Regions from separate parts of the Mus musculus genome. Here region 2 is linked to region 1. A link is a loop called in an ENCODE intact Hi-C map of the cell type or tissue named here. Cell type or tissue: heart. All regions are shown on one strand.

What was found. Hi-C counts contacts between places; a loop is a spot of excess contacts. Peaks named below come from ENCODE experiments on the same cell type or tissue, not always from the same donor. Only the 100,000 strongest peaks of a DNase experiment are listed, where the experiment ranks them.
Region 2: it touches region 1 in a loop (4-fold over the local background); 3 of 42 quality-filtered maps call a loop at or near these places.

Annotation. Positions count from the first base shown.
Region 1 is chr16:11,199,471-11,207,470 of GRCm38, forward strand. Rsl1d1 (ribosomal L1 domain containing 1) reads right to left here and starts at 3,822. Exons shown (of 9, transcript NM_025546.2): 1 at 3,681-3,822; 2 at 2,848-2,987; 3 at 1,825-1,960; 4 at 101-249; 5 at 1-16. The coding sequence starts at 3,785. 2610020C07Rik (RIKEN cDNA 2610020C07 gene) reads left to right here and starts at 3,913. Exons shown (of 3, transcript NR_038156.1): 1 at 3,913-4,277. In heart, no CTCF peak of the experiment used is centred here; a DNase peak (open chromatin) is centred at 3,841; H3K4me3 peaks cover 3,552 bases; H3K27ac peaks cover 2,072 bases.
Region 2 is chr16:11,131,540-11,139,539 of GRCm38, forward strand. Txndc11 (thioredoxin domain containing 11) reads right to left here and starts at 2,993. Exons shown (of 12, transcript NM_029582.2): 1 at 2,729-2,993. The coding sequence starts at 2,970. Zc3h7a (zinc finger CCCH type containing 7 A) reads right to left here. Exons shown (of 23, transcript NM_145931.3): 22 at 7,482-7,645; 23 at 5,055-5,946. The coding sequence ends at 5,757. In heart, a CTCF peak has its summit at 3,014; a DNase peak (open chromatin) is centred at 3,232; H3K4me3 peaks cover 3,319 bases; H3K27ac peaks cover 2,270 bases.

The sequences.
Region 1 (8,000 bases):
CACAGACACTGGAACTCTATAAAAGCACACAGGCATCAGAACATTGGAGACACACAGAAACCCCATACCAGTCAAGTCCAGTCACTGCAAATAAACTCACTTCTTTCTCTGATAAAAATGCCTCCCTATGTGTGAGGGCAAATGCCGTCGAATTCTCGCATCAGTAATAAAGACTTCAAAGCTACCCAGGAGGCGGAGCTTGGCTTCATAGGCTTTATATTCTGTTTTTAAAGTTTTAAAAGGGATAATCTAGAATACAGAAACAAGACCAAAACCATAAAATGTTAAGCATCTAAAACAGAAGGAGAAATATTTAACACTTCCGATTCAGACTGGTCCTAGAGCCATGCCCCTCTCGGATTAATAAATTCCTAAGCAGCTAAAATATGCTAGAGGCCTAGCCAGATGGTGGGAGACCCTGAGAGGAACGATCAAGGAGCCTGGATAAAATCCCAGCATGTCAGCCAGGCACTGAAGTATATGACATAACTTGTTCTTGGGAATTTCAGGTTGGAGAATACTAACTTTGAGGGTAGCCCAGCAATTGAGCAAGATGCTATCTCAAACAAAATAAAACGAGCTGCAGAGACAGACAGCTTAGTGGTTAAAAGCATTAGTTTCTCTTACAGAGGACCTGGGTTTGATTCCACCACCCACATAGTAGCTCGTGGCCATGTGTATCTCTCTCCAGGTCCAGGGAATTCAAGACTCTCTTCTGATCTACATGGGTACTTATATAAGGTGCATAGACACATGTAGACAAAACACCCAGGCTGAGCGGTGGTGGCGCATGCCTTTAATCCAAGCACTTGGGAGGTAGAGGCAAGTGGATTTCTGAGTTCTAAGACAGCCTGGTCTACAAAGTGAGTTCCAGGACAGCCAGGGCTAAACAGAAAAAAATACCAGTCTCGAAGAAAAAAAAAAAAAAAAAAAAAAACCAACCAACCAACCAAAAAAACCAAAAACCACCCACTTTTAAAAAAGCAAGGGTATTGTGGGTGGGGAGGTAGCAGCACTTGATATAGAGGTGTAAAAGTTAAATCTATTCTGAGTTAGAGGCTAGCCTGGTCTACATTTCAAGTTTGGGGTAGAGTCTAGCATGTGTAAGTTTGATCTAACATGTGTAAAGTTTTGGATTCAATTCCTACTACCAGGAGAAATATAAAGAAACAGACTACAAATATAAACAAATAATCACAAGCCAGAGCCAGACATGTGATGCTCTACAAGTACACAAAAAATTAGGTTTTTAAGCAATCTGCAACGGGAGTATAGATGGCTCAGTGCTTTGGAGCCGACTGCTCTTAGAACACATGAAAACAACCTTCTACAACTCCAGTTGCGGGGAACCCCATTCTCCCTTAGGCACTCTGCTCAAGACAACTAAAAATAAGATATGAAATCTGACATGCATTTAGCTTTTCAGACACCAATCAGAATACCACCTTTAGCAAAAGCAAATACAGCCAACAATGACATTACAGTGGCAATTACATTAAAAAGAGAAAAACGGGCTGGAGAGATGGCTTGGTAGTTAAGAGAACTTGACGCTCTTTTGAAGGACCTGCGTTTTATTTCCCACACCAATCAGGCAGCTTACAACCACCTGAAACCCTAACTCCAGGAGACTTCAAACCCTTTTCTGGCCATGGAAGACACCTGCATCCACACGGTGCATGCATGTTAGGAACACACATCATAGCCATAAAAGAATAAAATAAAATTACAATGAAAATAGACCTGAAAGATCAAGAATTACAGCAGTGTATCGTACTTCATTTCTATGAAGTCTTTGAAAGGACTTCAACGCATCAGCACACCTACCTGAGAGATAGTGTTAACTCCGTGTTTTTTCAAAAGCTTTTTATAGAAACCTTCTGTCTGTTCAGGTGAATCGAATTCATCTTTTGTGAAGAGACATACATCTGAGGATTCGGAGAGAATGCTATGAGGCAAAGGTCTGCAAAACACGACAAAAAAGGCCAGAAAGTACGTGGGTTATTCACAACACATGCTTACTCTCATTCAAGGTCATTGTTGACCTAGGAGAGCTAAGGAGAACATACAATACATGCAGGCAAGCCAGATGAATCAGTGGGTGAAAACCTGTGCTCAGTGCCAGGCCTAACAACCAGAGCTCAAGCTCCAGGACCAACATGGTAGGGAGAAATGGCACTGACTGCCACATGCGTGCACCCAATACTCCAGACAGACAGACAAACACAAATAAATGCTCTTTAAAAATATTTTTAGTTATTTGTTTTCATGTCATTGTTTCTCTGTCTTAGAATACGCTCTGAAGATAGGGCTGGCCTCGAATTCAAGAGATCTGCCTGCCTCTGCCACTTCTGGCTCTAAAAGAGAAAATATTGGGCTAGAGAGACCAAATGCAGGATTGTACACACTCAGCAGTTAAGAGCACTTGCTGCTTTCCCAGGAGATCTGATTTCTGTCACCTGTACCAACACTGGGCTGCTCACAACCTCTTATCTCTGCAGTCTAGGTGGTCTGACATCCTCTTTTGGCTTCTGCAAGCACTGGACACATGTGGCCCACATTCTTACACTCACACTCTGAGTTTTAAAAATTAAAGGGGGTGGGCGGCTGGAGAGATGGCTCAGCGGTTAAGAGCACTGACTGCCCTTCCAGAGATCCTGTGTTCAATTCCTAGCAACCACATGGTGGCTCACAACCATCTGTAATGAGGTCTGATGCCCTCTTCTGGTGTGTTTGAAGACAGCAACAGTATACTCACATACATAAAATAAATAAATGTTAAAAAAAAAAAACAGCCAAAAAACAAAAAAATCCAACCAAACAACTCTCAAGAGATAAATAATTACTTACACTTTGACCCGAAGTTCTTTCTCTGGAATTTTCCATAATATCACCATTAAAAATAAATTTTCGCTCCCACTCAACAGCAATTCATTATTGTTTTTTTTGGACTTTGAGCGATTAGATATTACTTCCACTGCCTTTCTAATCTGCAGAGACAGAGAATAAGTTAATTTTCTCAATCTATGTTAATTGCTCCCACACAGACATATCTGCTTCCTTTGCTCCTTTGGGGGGCGGGGGGCGTTTCAAGAGAGGGTTTTCCTATATAGCTCTGGCCAACCTGGAATACTTAGTCCAGGCTGGCGTCGAATTCAAAAGATTCGCCTGTCTCCCGTGTGCTGGGATTAAAGGCGTGCGCCACAAAGCCTGGCGCTCCTCTTTCTATTGGGCAAATTTCATCAGCGTATCGGGATATTACAATTTGTACCCATTGCAATGTAAGAACCCGTCTAAAACATCTAAGGACTTGCTTCCAAAATCTGTTTACAGGTTGTCCTTTCTACGTAAGAGGACTATTCGGAAGCTTCTCCTGCCCTCTATGAGAAAGGAAGCGGTCAGGAAAGGCGCGTTGGCCCTGCTACCAACACTTTGTGCACGGACACATGACCTGTGATGCTGCAGAACCGAGCGCAGAAGCCCGCTTTCCACAGGAGGCAAACAGGCCAGAAGTGTGAGAAGAGCGAGCCCGCTGGGTGCGTTCCCAGAGGCCAGCCTCGAGCTCCGGAGAGCCCACGCGGTCGCGGGCCCACTTCATTTCCAGCCTCTCGCCCCACACCCTGCGCCGAACGCGGGTCCTAACCACCCTGCTTCCCGAATCGTCGTCCCCAAAAGCCACTCGCCTGCTCTCTGTCCAGCTGTAAAAGAGCGGTCGGGGTCACTTGCACGTCGGTGGTGGTCGCCTCAGCGACCGAGGCACTGGGAGATTCGGACGCAGAGCCCTTCATGTCGCCTCGTGTGGAAGGCCTGTAGAAGTCAGAGCTCATGCGCAGCCCGGAGGCCCGGAACCGGAAAGCAGTCAGTAACACTGCGAGGGGGAGGGGTATCACGTCATTTCCGGCGAGGCGCGAAATTAGATGTTGGGCCCGCCCTCTTGGGTAGATGGTGTTGCGGTCGTAGACTGTGCCCAGAGTTATTCTAGCGGCAGCATCTCCTTTGCCTCCGACTCTTTCTAAGGCTGCAGGCCTGAAAAACCCTGTCGCTCCTTCCGGAGGACACCGAGCGAGCGCCCTAAGGAGAGACTAAAGCCCTCTCTTCAATCCCGTGCTGTCTTCTGCAGAGCGGGAAGCCGTGGCTCCTCCATTCCTTTCTGGCTTCAGGCGTCGGTTTCCCCAAATTGGTGGTATTCCCAGGAAATAAAGAGAAACTGCCAACGCTAGGCGCGGGATGCTGCGCGAGAAACGAAAAAATGAGTCGGTCTCTCAGGAGCTTCGGCCCAGGTAAGACCTTGCGTGAGTGTGAAGGGATAACTTTAGTGTAGGAGAGAATACGCCAGAACGTCCTATGAGTAGTTGCCAAGCATGCCCACTGTGGTGACCGTGCCCAATACCCCGTATTCGAGGTTGTTCTCAGTCAGTTCAGGGAGCTCTCAATAGTACCACCAGTTTTTATTTTCGATTAGTTCGAGACAGAGCCTCTATTGAGACAGAGTATTATTGAGACAGGGTCTCTATTATTGAGACAGGGTCTCTATTATGGCAATTCTGGCTATTCTGGAACTCTATATAGACAGGTCTGACCTCGAACTCACTGAGATCCTCCTGCTTCAGGTTTCAGAGTGCTAGGATTAAAAGCATCCACCAATACGCCCCCACTTAAGTCAAACTCTTCCTATATCACCCAGGGTTACCCGAGTGAGCCTCCTCCTCTACGTCTCAGATGCTAGATTTACAAGAGTGAGCGAGTCCCCTGCCCCCACCTTGTACCGGCACAGTTACATAATTTATTTAGAAATTTTTATGTGAATGTTAAGGATAGTGACAGGTTCAGCTAGCTGTGTGGGAATAAAATGCTCTCCATTGTCAGATGTCTTCCAAAAGTGCTCCTGTGAAGGGACCATGCTCTGCTAGTGTCTGTTGAGGGAGGACCTTGTCCTAATTTAACTTGTAGAATACAAGTCCTTGGCACCTGCTTCTACTTGGCTATTTAGAATCTAGTATAAGATGGACTTTTAACATATTGCAGTGACTTGCTACACTGGGCTTGAGGTATGCAGGCTAACACACTCCAAAGAGCATTGGTGGTCTTAGGTGTTCTCTTGCCTGTATTCAAGTTTGAGAACCAGACGTTTTTGGTTTTTCGAGACAGGGTTTCTCTGTGTAACAGCCCTGGCTGCCCTGGATCTCACTTTGTAGGCCAGGCTGACCTTTAGCTCACAGGAATCTGCCTGCCTCTGCCTCCCAGTGCTGGGAGTAGGGCTTTTTTATTTTATGTATATGTTTTACTTGCCTGTGTATCTGTACACCACATGTGGGAAGTGCTAGTGTAGATCCTCTTAGAACTAGAATTACAGATGGTTGGAAACCACCGTGCGAATGCTGAGAATCAAACTGTAGTCTTCTGGAAGAGCAAGCAGTACTCTTGACACCATCTCTCCAGCCCCAAGCACCAGACTTTTGAGCCAAGGAAATTCCATGAATTCAGATGATAGATCCTTGAGGCGATTGGAAACAGTAAGTGTCTAGAGCCAAAGAATTGCAAAATTGAAGAAATAGGCTTTTAAAACTGACAGGGGGCCTAGTTACCAAACTTCACTTACATTCTGGGCTACAGAACAATACTCTCATCTCAGTGTCATTTCTGAAATTAGACTTATGATTACTGTTAGGCGTGTAATTTTTGTCTTTACAACTCCCTCTCATTCACTCATTTGTAAGGTGGCCCTCCCTAGAGAGAGGGAAGCCAGATGCTATGCTGTGAGACTACGTGGGCAGCCAGCTAGTAACCACATGCATGAAGGTGGAAGGAAAGCCTTCTTTGTAGACACAAGAGAGACTCCAAGTCAGAGCCCTTTAGCTGTGCTGCTCCTAGCTTTCTCATAAAACACAAATAAGCCTTTGCTAATTTTAGCTGCCGTTCTCTATCAATAGGTATTTGATAGAAATTTATAGCCCTCCCACTCACATATTCAACTGTATAATTAATATTTGAACTTTTGTACCTCCCATTCACCATTTTTACCATGATCTCATATGATGCCCTCAGCTTGCCCTTGTATTTCCTTTCTCAGTATTGAATACTTCTAAGACAAAGAGAGTTATTTGTAAGTCTTTTCTCTTCATCCCTCAGTTTGATGAATAATAGTCTGCAGTGTGGGCTTGGCGGCTCACATCCCTAACACCAACACTCAGAATTATAGGATTAAGGATTTCAACGTAAGCCTTAGCCACCTGGCACGGTTAAGGCCGGTCTAAGCAACATGAGACCATTTCAAAATAAAGCCTTGGAGATACATGGAAACCTAGATAATCCACAAATTCCTGAGCATGAATTACTGGACAAATGGGCAATACTAATAATTATTAATAAGATTTAAAAATGAAGAAAAAGGAACAGATTTGGAAGCTATTGGAATGAGTTCTTTTTTTTTTTAATTTTTTTTTTTAATTTTTTTTTTATTAGGTATTTTCCTCGTTTACATTTTCAATGCTATCCCAAAGGTCCCCCATACCCACCCCCCGGAATGAGTTCTTTGGTGGGATGACTCAGTGGGTCCAGATACCTGCCATCAGACCTGTAACCTGAGTTTGATTCAAAGAATCTACATCATGAATAGAGAAATCAGACCCCTGCAAGTTGCCCTCAGATTTCCACATGTGAGTTCTGGCCCATGAGCCATGGCACAGATGTGCCCACGTGAATGCATACACACAAGAAAATGCAATTAAGAAACAATTTTAAAAATACTCTTTTTCACTATTTCAAGCTTAAAGTTCCAGTGCTATATCTAAGTAATTCTGGGATGTGGAGAAAGATGTTTCTGAGAAAAAAAGAAAGCTTAAACATCATCTGCATAAGGATGGTTACAGCTGTGGAAGTAGATGAGAAATAGAGAGCCAAAACAGAGCCATCAAGAAATCTTTAATTGTGGATTAGAAGAGAAGAGAGTTAAGGAAAAGAGAAGAAAGTGTGGGTTGGGGACACAGACCCAGCATAAGAATGGCCATTCTCATCCAAACTACCACACCAGCTAGCACAATATCTCATATCAACCTCCTCCAGTATCTCCTCATATTTGGAACACATTTTAATTGATGGATGAACAGGGGGCAGGACTGTTAGAAATAATGGGAGGTATGGCCTTGTTGGAGGAAGTGTGTCACTGAAGGTAAGCTTTGAGGTTCCAAACGCTCGAGCCAGGCCAGGGTCTCTCTCTCCCTGCTTCCTGCGGCTGTGGAATCTGGGTGTGTTTCTCTCCAGCACCACATCTGGGTGGATTCTGCCCTACTCCTGCCATGATAATGGACTGATAACCCCCTCAAACTGTAAGCAAGCTCCAATTAGATGTTTTCCTTTATAAGAGTTGTATTGGTTATGGGATCTCTCTTTTTTTTTTTTTTTTTTTTGAGACAGGGTTTCTCTGTGTAGCCCTGGATGTCCTGGGACTCACTCTGTAGACCAGGCTGGCCTCGAACTCAGAAATTGCCTGCCTCTGCCTCCCAAGTGCTGGGATTAAAGGTGTGTGCCACCACTGCCTGGAAGTTATGGTGTCTCTTAACAGAAATAGAACATTGACGAAGACAGTTTCATAGTTTTCAACTTGATGCAAGCTAGAGTCATCTGGGAGGAGGAAATCTCAGGTGAGGAAATACCTGCATCAATAGACCTGGCTCTTAGGGAAGTCTATAGGACACTTTTTGAAATAATGATGTGGATGGACTCAGCCTACTCTTAGTGATGCTACCCTAGGAAAAGGGGGCCTGAAGGTAAGAGGAACAACTAAGTAAGCAGTATTCTTCCATGGTCTCTGCTTCCGGTCCTCCCTTCAAGTTCCTGCCTTGAGGTTTTACACTGATTTACCTCAGTGATGGAACACAACGTGAAAATGAAATTAATCCATGTATTTTGGTCAGTGTTTTATCCCAGTAGTAAAAATTAAAGACAGATGTCTTCCTCAGTTGCTTTTTCATCATATTTTCTCAGACAGAGTCTCTAACTAACTG
Region 2 (8,000 bases), 68 kb before region 1:
GCATTTAGACATACACACATAATTCAGTGTTTGTTTGGTTTTTTGGTTTTTGTTTTATTTAAAGCCAAGCATGGTTATACACACCTGTAATGAAAGCACTTGAGTGGAGAAGGCAGTAGGATCAGGAGTCTGAAATCACCTTGGACTACATGAGGCCTAGGCCCAAAAAGAAACAAAAAGAAAACCTGCACGCTTAGCATAAAATAATGCAATCTGGGGATAAATCCAGGTGACATCAACTTATTATTTGTTTACAGGTGCAGAGGAGTTCTTAAAGTTAAAAGTCAGATAAAACACAAACCAAACAAAAACTAAACAGCCAGGAAAGAGAAACACGGCCCTCTGCTCTACCACAGACCCTTTTCATCAATCTCTCAAGTTTTGCTTTACATTTTTCAAAAATTACATGTAAATCAGAGACTTCCTACAACTCTTAAGTTTGTGTAGCACAAACAAAAACAAGAATTGGTAGTGAAAAATAAAGGCATGTTTAAAAACAAAAAAGATGGCCAGGTGTGGTGGCCCAGGCCTTCAATCCCAGCACTCAGGGATGCAGAGGCAGGTGGATCTCTTGAGTATAAGGCCAGCTTGGTCTACACAGTGAGTTCCAGGACAGCCAGGATTACACAGAGAAACCCTGTCTTAGGAGAAAAAAAAAGAAAAAGCTATTGTTTACTGCCTGTGCACATGTGTGTGAGTGCAGGCATTCCCATGGAAGTCAAAGATAACCTGAATCTGTTCTCTGCTTCCACCGTGAGCTCGAAGATGAAACTCACATTGTCAGGCTTGTGCAGTTAAGTGCTTTGCCCACTAAGCCATACTGCTAGCTTGTAAATTCGATTGAAATGAAATCTATACCTTAAATCTCCCTCCTAAAGGCAACTATACACAATGCCACTTTACTCCTAATAAACAAACACAGAAAAGAAAGCAGAATGGATTCATGGAGACTGAGTGCCCATAAACAGAAGTGGGCAAAGATCAGAGGCCCTGAACACCCACAGTAACTCACTGTGGTTCAACTCCAAATTCACCTTCTTATAGACCACCTACTCTGAACTAAGCTAAGCACTCAACACTGAGGAGGGCAGTCATTTATTTCAGAGTTGTACTATGAATAAAATTAAATTTGAAAAACAGACCTGATATATTCTTCCTGAAGCCTCTGTCCTTATTAAAGATCTTAAGGAAAGAGCAACAAAGATGTCAGGGTCAGTTGTACCATAATATCTTAACACCATCCTATCAAACAAAGTCCTTAAAAATTCATCTGAGTTTATTAAAAGGGCTGTCCCATTGCCAGCACCATAGAAAGATGCTTGAGGAAGTGAGGCTGCAGGCTCTCTCTCCCAGCCAAAAGCAGTTGAGGAGCTCATCCTGACAGCTCCTCAGACTGATTTAAACTCTTCAATCTTCTCTCAGAGGTCACCCACCAAGTCACGTGTCTCAGATCAAACACTGAGCACTGTTTTCACAGCTGGGCAAACTGAAGTAAATCAATTCCTTGACGTGGGAAAAGGACTGTTAATATGAATCCAAATGACAGGTTGCAACATTCCACCTTGTAAAATACTTTCTGTATTTTCCTTATAAAGACAGTACCAGTCTAGTTGCTCAAGATTCAAACTCCAGGCCAGGTGTGGTGACAAACACTTTTAGTTGGCTTTAAACACTTTAGCATAGCACCTAACACATTGCAAACACTAAAAAAACGAGTCTCTTCCCCCTAAAACTCCTAATTTTTGGCCCATCTTGACCTCAGGGATCTCATATTGTGTTCATTACACTCAATCTGTGCCCACATAAATCTCCCTCTGGACAGAAGTGCCAAGAGGATATGTCAAGTGATAACAGATTTTATAAACTGCAATGTCAAATGATATACTGATGATCTGAGGCAAGGAGTATAATTGAAATATAAACTTTGTATCTATCTACACAATTTTCTGAAAAGATGCACATTAGCTTCCATTCTTCCTAAACTCCAGCCTACTCAGGCCTTTTCCAAGTTTCACAAAAAGACCAAGCTTGCTCAGACTCCAGATCTTTGCACTTAACTGTTTTGTAATAGCTCTTACCCCAGCTCTTCCACCTCTGCCCCTTCCTTTCCTTGTGTAAGTGGCTAATGCCATTTTCCTATGAAGGCCCTTTCTGCCCTACCCAACCTCATCCTTCTATTCCCTGCATAGCACTTATTAAGGTCTCTGAAGTGTTTGTTTATTGTATATCATCACTTCAATGAGAACTCCAGGGAACGGGGATTTTTGTCTTCAGCATTAACGGGTGCTCAGTACAAACGTGCACTGTCAGTATATCAAAGGCTTGCCTGGATTCCCAAAAGCGACTAAGACCCCTAAATGGCTTGTGAATCATCACACTGCAAGCATTAAGGAAAATGGAATGAATTAAAACTGAGCATTATAGCCTGAGCAAGAATTGACATGTGCACCCCGAGAGACCCCAACAGGTGAGAAGCAGCTCAGAAACAGGGCCAAACGCCCTCGGTACATAATTGATATAGAGCAGCACCCTGGAAACGCCTCCACGCCGAACTAGGAGAGTGGGGGACCGCGGCCGCCGGGAAGGTCAAGCCTGTGGTCGCAGGCAAGGTCAGGCTCGACTTCCCCGAGGAAGACAAACAACCCTCGACCCCGGAGGCCCCGAGCTGGCCCCGCGCAGCCGGGGTGGCATAGCTCTGGCCGCGGAGCCTGAGTCCCGGCAGCCTCACCTGCAAGTGAACTTGAGGGCGAAGAGCAGGGCGCAGCCGAGAGCCACGGCCCCGCACAGCAGCTCTGGCCGCTGGCGCGCCATAAGCGAGGCGCCGCGCAAGCCGCGGCGGATCCGGCCCTCCAAGGACGCCGCCGCCCCGGCAGGGCTGAGGGAGCCTGAGCCCTTGGGGCCGCCACCCTCGTCCTCGGCGTCCTCGCTGTTGTTCCCGCCGCCGCCGCCGCGGCCTCCGCATTCCGACATTACATGCTCCCCGTGGCCGGCTTTATACCGTCGCTGCCGCCACCTCGGGCCCGGGGACCCGGCCCCGCACGTCACTCCCGGACCTCGCAGCCAGCGGCGCTCACTAACCCGGACTCTCCACGTCAGCCACACTTCAGAGATGCCCCGCCCTCCGACTCGGAGCCTGCGCGAATGCCGGCTTCCCGCGAAGCCACGCCCTTTGGGGGCCACGCCCTCGAGCCCATGGAGTCTGCGCGGGTGCTCGCAGCACTCGCGGCCGCGTCAGCCTTCCACCGGTCCCGCCTCTCTTGTAGCGACTCTGCGCAGGCTTGCAGTCACTCAAGCTAGACCTTGTCCTTCATTCACTGCGCTGACGCTACATCCTCGCGTCCGGAAGCTAGTTGGTGGTGTCTCCTTAGCGAGTCCTTCCGTTGGTCGGCCCTTCCGGGTACTGTTAGGGCTCAGATTGTCGCTAGTGCGTCAACACTGTTGACAGACCCTTCAGGACATGGGTGCAGTTTGTTATCTCTGCTTTTCAGAAAGTGGGGCGGGGAGGCCTCGTGCAGAGGCGAGAAGGACTGGAGGACACAGTAATAAAACGGAGACCGGGCTGCTCTGTAATGGGGTAGTAATAACGCTGCATGCCTTCTGCTTCAGTTTCTGCTTGCAGGATTCTACCTTGACTTCCTTCAATGATGGTAAAGTGTAACCAAAACAAACCCTTCCCTCCCCAAGTAGCTTTTGTTCATGTGTTTATTACAACAGTAGAAACCTTGAGACAAGTACTGATAAGTGGTAATTACATTCAACAAAAGAACCCAGCTCTAAGTAAAAGGATGGATGTATATTGTGTAATCCCATTTCTATGACCCATGCTTGATGGGCAAATCCACAGAAACATAGCAGACGTGATTAAAGTTTGGAAAGTATTGGAGTCAGGACATTGTCTGCCTCACGCCTCCAAGCAATAAGAATGCAAGGCCAGCCTAAGATACAGGGTGAATTATCTTCATTTTTCCTCCCAAAATTAGGTTTATATGAGTTGTGTATAATTTTTTAAACCAGGCTTAGTGGCACACAACTGTGGTCCCAACCACTCGAGAAAACCAGAGGACCACTTGTACCAGGACTGCATAGAGTTTTCAAGGCCAGACTATGAAATTTAGCAAGGCCCTATTTCAAAATAAAGTTTTGGTTGGGGCTGGAGACAAGGCTCAGTAGTAAGAATACTGCTGTTGCAGAAAACCCAAGTTTGGTTCTAAATTACAGGTAGTGAACTACCTCATACTTCAGGTAATCTGATGTCCTCCAAGGTACACACACATATAATTAAAAATAAAATCTTTTTGTAAAGTTGGTAGGGAGGGCAAAATAATCTAGATCAAATGTTTCCTATGTGGGGCTGGAGAGATTGCTCAGTGATTAAAAGAGCACTGGTTGTTCTAGAAGACCAGTGTTCAATTCCCAGCATCCACACGAGGCTCATAAAAGTTTATAGCTCTAGTGCTAGGGGATCGGACCTCCATGGGCACTGGTTATAATGTTGTACACATAAAATTGTAAGATTATTTTAACAAAACCACCCAATGGAGATAACCAAGTCCTAACATGTGCCAGTTAGTATTAGTTTTCCATACTATCACCAGAGTCCTGGAGGTGACCCCCATCTCCCACCCCCACCCCACACACTACTCACCTTAACAACCTGCAGTTTGCCCAAACTCTTTCCTAGGCTTCTCAGCATCCTACCTCTTGAGCTTCGTCCTGAGGAAGTGATTCTGATCAGGCAACTAACAGACTGGTTCTTCGTGGAGCCCCTGCCTCACAGGCAGCATGCTGAGCACCCTGGCCCACCAACCACTGCCCTGCTGCTTTCCTCCCTCCTTGCTGCTCCCTGCCTCTGAAAGCTATCAGGGCTGCAGGGAGACGAGCTTTTCTATGTGTCTTGTTCATAGCTATTTCTATGTTCAAAGGCACAGTGTCCACTTAACACAGACAAGGTGCTAGGCTTAAGCCCCAGCACCCCACACACCAAAAAGCAAACAAAACCTCTCTAAAACCCAGTTCCAATAACTCCTGAAGGAGAAAGGACCACACCAAAACTATGAAAGTCATCTCTATGTAAGATCTTTTATTACAAGCAATATTGGTCCATACACTACACAATACCAGCAGTACAAGTTGAATCTTTCAAAAATCATTATTTAAACAGCAAAAGACCAAGAAATAAAATTTGTGTCAATTGATTATTTTCCAAATATTGATGTGCATGATCATCATCGGTTCCCTTGCCACAGTGAGACAGACAAATACAGAAAAACCCATTTAACAGACACTAGTGCTAAATGGTTATTTGGCTTAAAAATCTGAGTTAAGAAAATCCTTTTTAGCAACCTACATACAGATAAGTAGCAGACTTTATTATATTAAATAACTTCATTCCACTAAAACACATAAGGAATTTCATCCATCATGTACTCCGATCCCACTGTGCATTACACTCACTGCTGTGGCTCTGACCTCAGAGTCATCCTCAACCTTACCCCTTCCCCAGCACACCTCATCCGAGCTTCTGTCCAACAGACAGCAACCTGGCAGCAAGTCCCTTCGCCATCTGATGCCAGTGGCTCCGCAAGAGCTTAGCCAGGCCTGTCAAACAGCCTTTTTCCTATCTACTGTGGGTTGCTGCTCAGGAGGAACGATAGATGCCAATCAAGCAGAAATCTGCAGCTCTTCTGCTGTGTGCCTCTCAACACTTGCAATTTTTCTGGTCAGTGCTCTGATTGGGTTACATAAAAGCCAGCATATTACTTTAAATCTTTAAACAAAAAACTATATTTTCCAAAGTCATTATCATTTGGGGCAATTAAGTGATCTTTCCGTGCTTTCTTGAATTTCATCTGTAGGGCCTTTCTTCTTTCTTCCCATTCATGAAGTTCAGCATTTCCATGTGCAAATTTACAGCTGCTTCCTTCTGTGCAGGAGCCATTTATATACCTGTTAGGAGTATATGATGCAATTAGAAATAGGGTCATGACTCTTGAAAACACATTCTCCTCCAGCTGTGTGTCTGATCTGCATACATCTTCTGCAGTCATAAAGTTGGCATTTTCCCTCTCTCTTTTTGCTGCTGGGGATAAAACAGAGGGCCTCCTGCCTACTAAGTACATGTTCCTAACCACAGAGCTGCATCCCAGACCCACTTAGGAAACGTAAGCCCGGGACATAAATCTTCTATGGACACAATATACACAACAGGGAATTAGTACTATGAACTATTTAAAAGTGTTTGTCCGTCAGCAAGTCCTGCAAGGGCTGGGGGCCTAGCTCAGTGAGAAGTGTTGGACATAAAGGAGGTCACTGGGTGCCCGGCTACATTGCTCTCCACCTGATTCCCTTAAAGAGTACCTCACCCAAACTAAGTGAGGCTGCTGGGATCTAAGCTCCAACCGCCCTCTGTCCCTGCCCTTCCTATAGGCAAACATGTCTGGCTTTTCACATGGATTTTGGAGGCTTGAACTCAGGTCCTCATGCCTGTCCAGTAAGTAGTGCTCAAACCTGCTGGATCATCTTCCCTGCCTCAGTTTGGGGGCAAGGTATGTAAAAAGAAAAATATTTTAAGGATTTTATGATATTTAAAATTATCCAACAAGATTCTTTATTTTTGTTTTCTTGTGATATTGGGCCTTATGCATCCCATAACTCTGATTGTGTCCCCAAGTCAGAGGCTCTAAATTTAGTAAGTAAATACAAACAGTAATTTTGAGGGAGGGTTTTTTTTTTCTTCAAGACAGGGTTTCTCTGTGCATCCCTGGCTATCCTGGAACTCACTCTGTAGACCAGGTTAGCCTTGAACTCAGAGATCTGCCTGACTCTGTCTCCAGAATGATGGGACTAAAGGTGTGTGCCACCACCACCTAGTACTTGTTTTTTATTTTATATGTATATGAATATGCCTGAGTATGTATGAGACTGAAAGATCATGTCTCATCCCTTGGAACTGAAGTTACAGGTAGCTGTAAGCCACTTGATATGTGTAATAAGAAGCAGATCTGGGGCCTCTCAAAAAGCAGCAGGTGCTCCTGACTGCTAAGCCATCCCTCCAACCCAATGCTATATTCTTTTTTTTTATTAGATATTCCCTTTATTTACATTTCAAATGTTATCCCCTTTCCTAGTTTCCCCTCCAAAAATCCCCTATCCCCTCCCCCCACTCCCCAACCCAACCACTCCTGCTGCTAAGCCATCCCTCCAACCCAATGCTATATTCTAAGTTTATATAGAAAATATAACTTAAAAGCCACTAATTTTCTGAGCATTGATTATGAGCAAAGACATGCCAGAGCTCTGAAACTCCAAAGGTGGTGAAAGTGTGGGCAGGTGCACCTGGATACCCTTCCTGGGGGCCCCAGCGCCTGCCAGGTCACAGCACCAGGCTACCACCCACTTCCTACTCTAGCTGCAGATAAAAAGACCATGGAAGGGCCATGGGCTCAGCCCTCTCCACAGGGAACCCTCAGGGGCCTACACACCTCTCACAAATACTGAAGTACCCAGTGGGGAAGCGGTGCTGCCAGCAGTACTGGTCATCCTCAGTGTGGAAAACCTTCTCCTTGTGCTTCTCAGAGGAGATGTGGTCTTGCCATTGCTTCTCACTGTTACAGTTCTTCCCACACATCCAGCAGTGGAAGTCCACCTAAGAGTGCAGGGAGATGTGCTGCCTGAGAGCCTGGACCTCTCACTGCTGCCTGAGATTAGTCCAGGCTTCACTCTGGGGAAGCCAGGCAAGGGACATATAATCCAAAACCAGACATAGTATCAGTACAGGACCAACTACAGTATGGGGACAGAAGCCAAAGCACAAGAAGCTAAGTAGTGCTCATCCAGAGAAGCTGCTGTACAAACTAGGTCATTTGAAAGGCAGTTAAGTATTCTGGGCAGAATTAACACCCTGAGGAAAAGCAGGAGCAGCACAAGGTCAGAGCAGGCCAGCTCTAGAATAACCAGCAGCAATTCTACACAAGTGAGTCTCTCAACAACACTAGATTTGC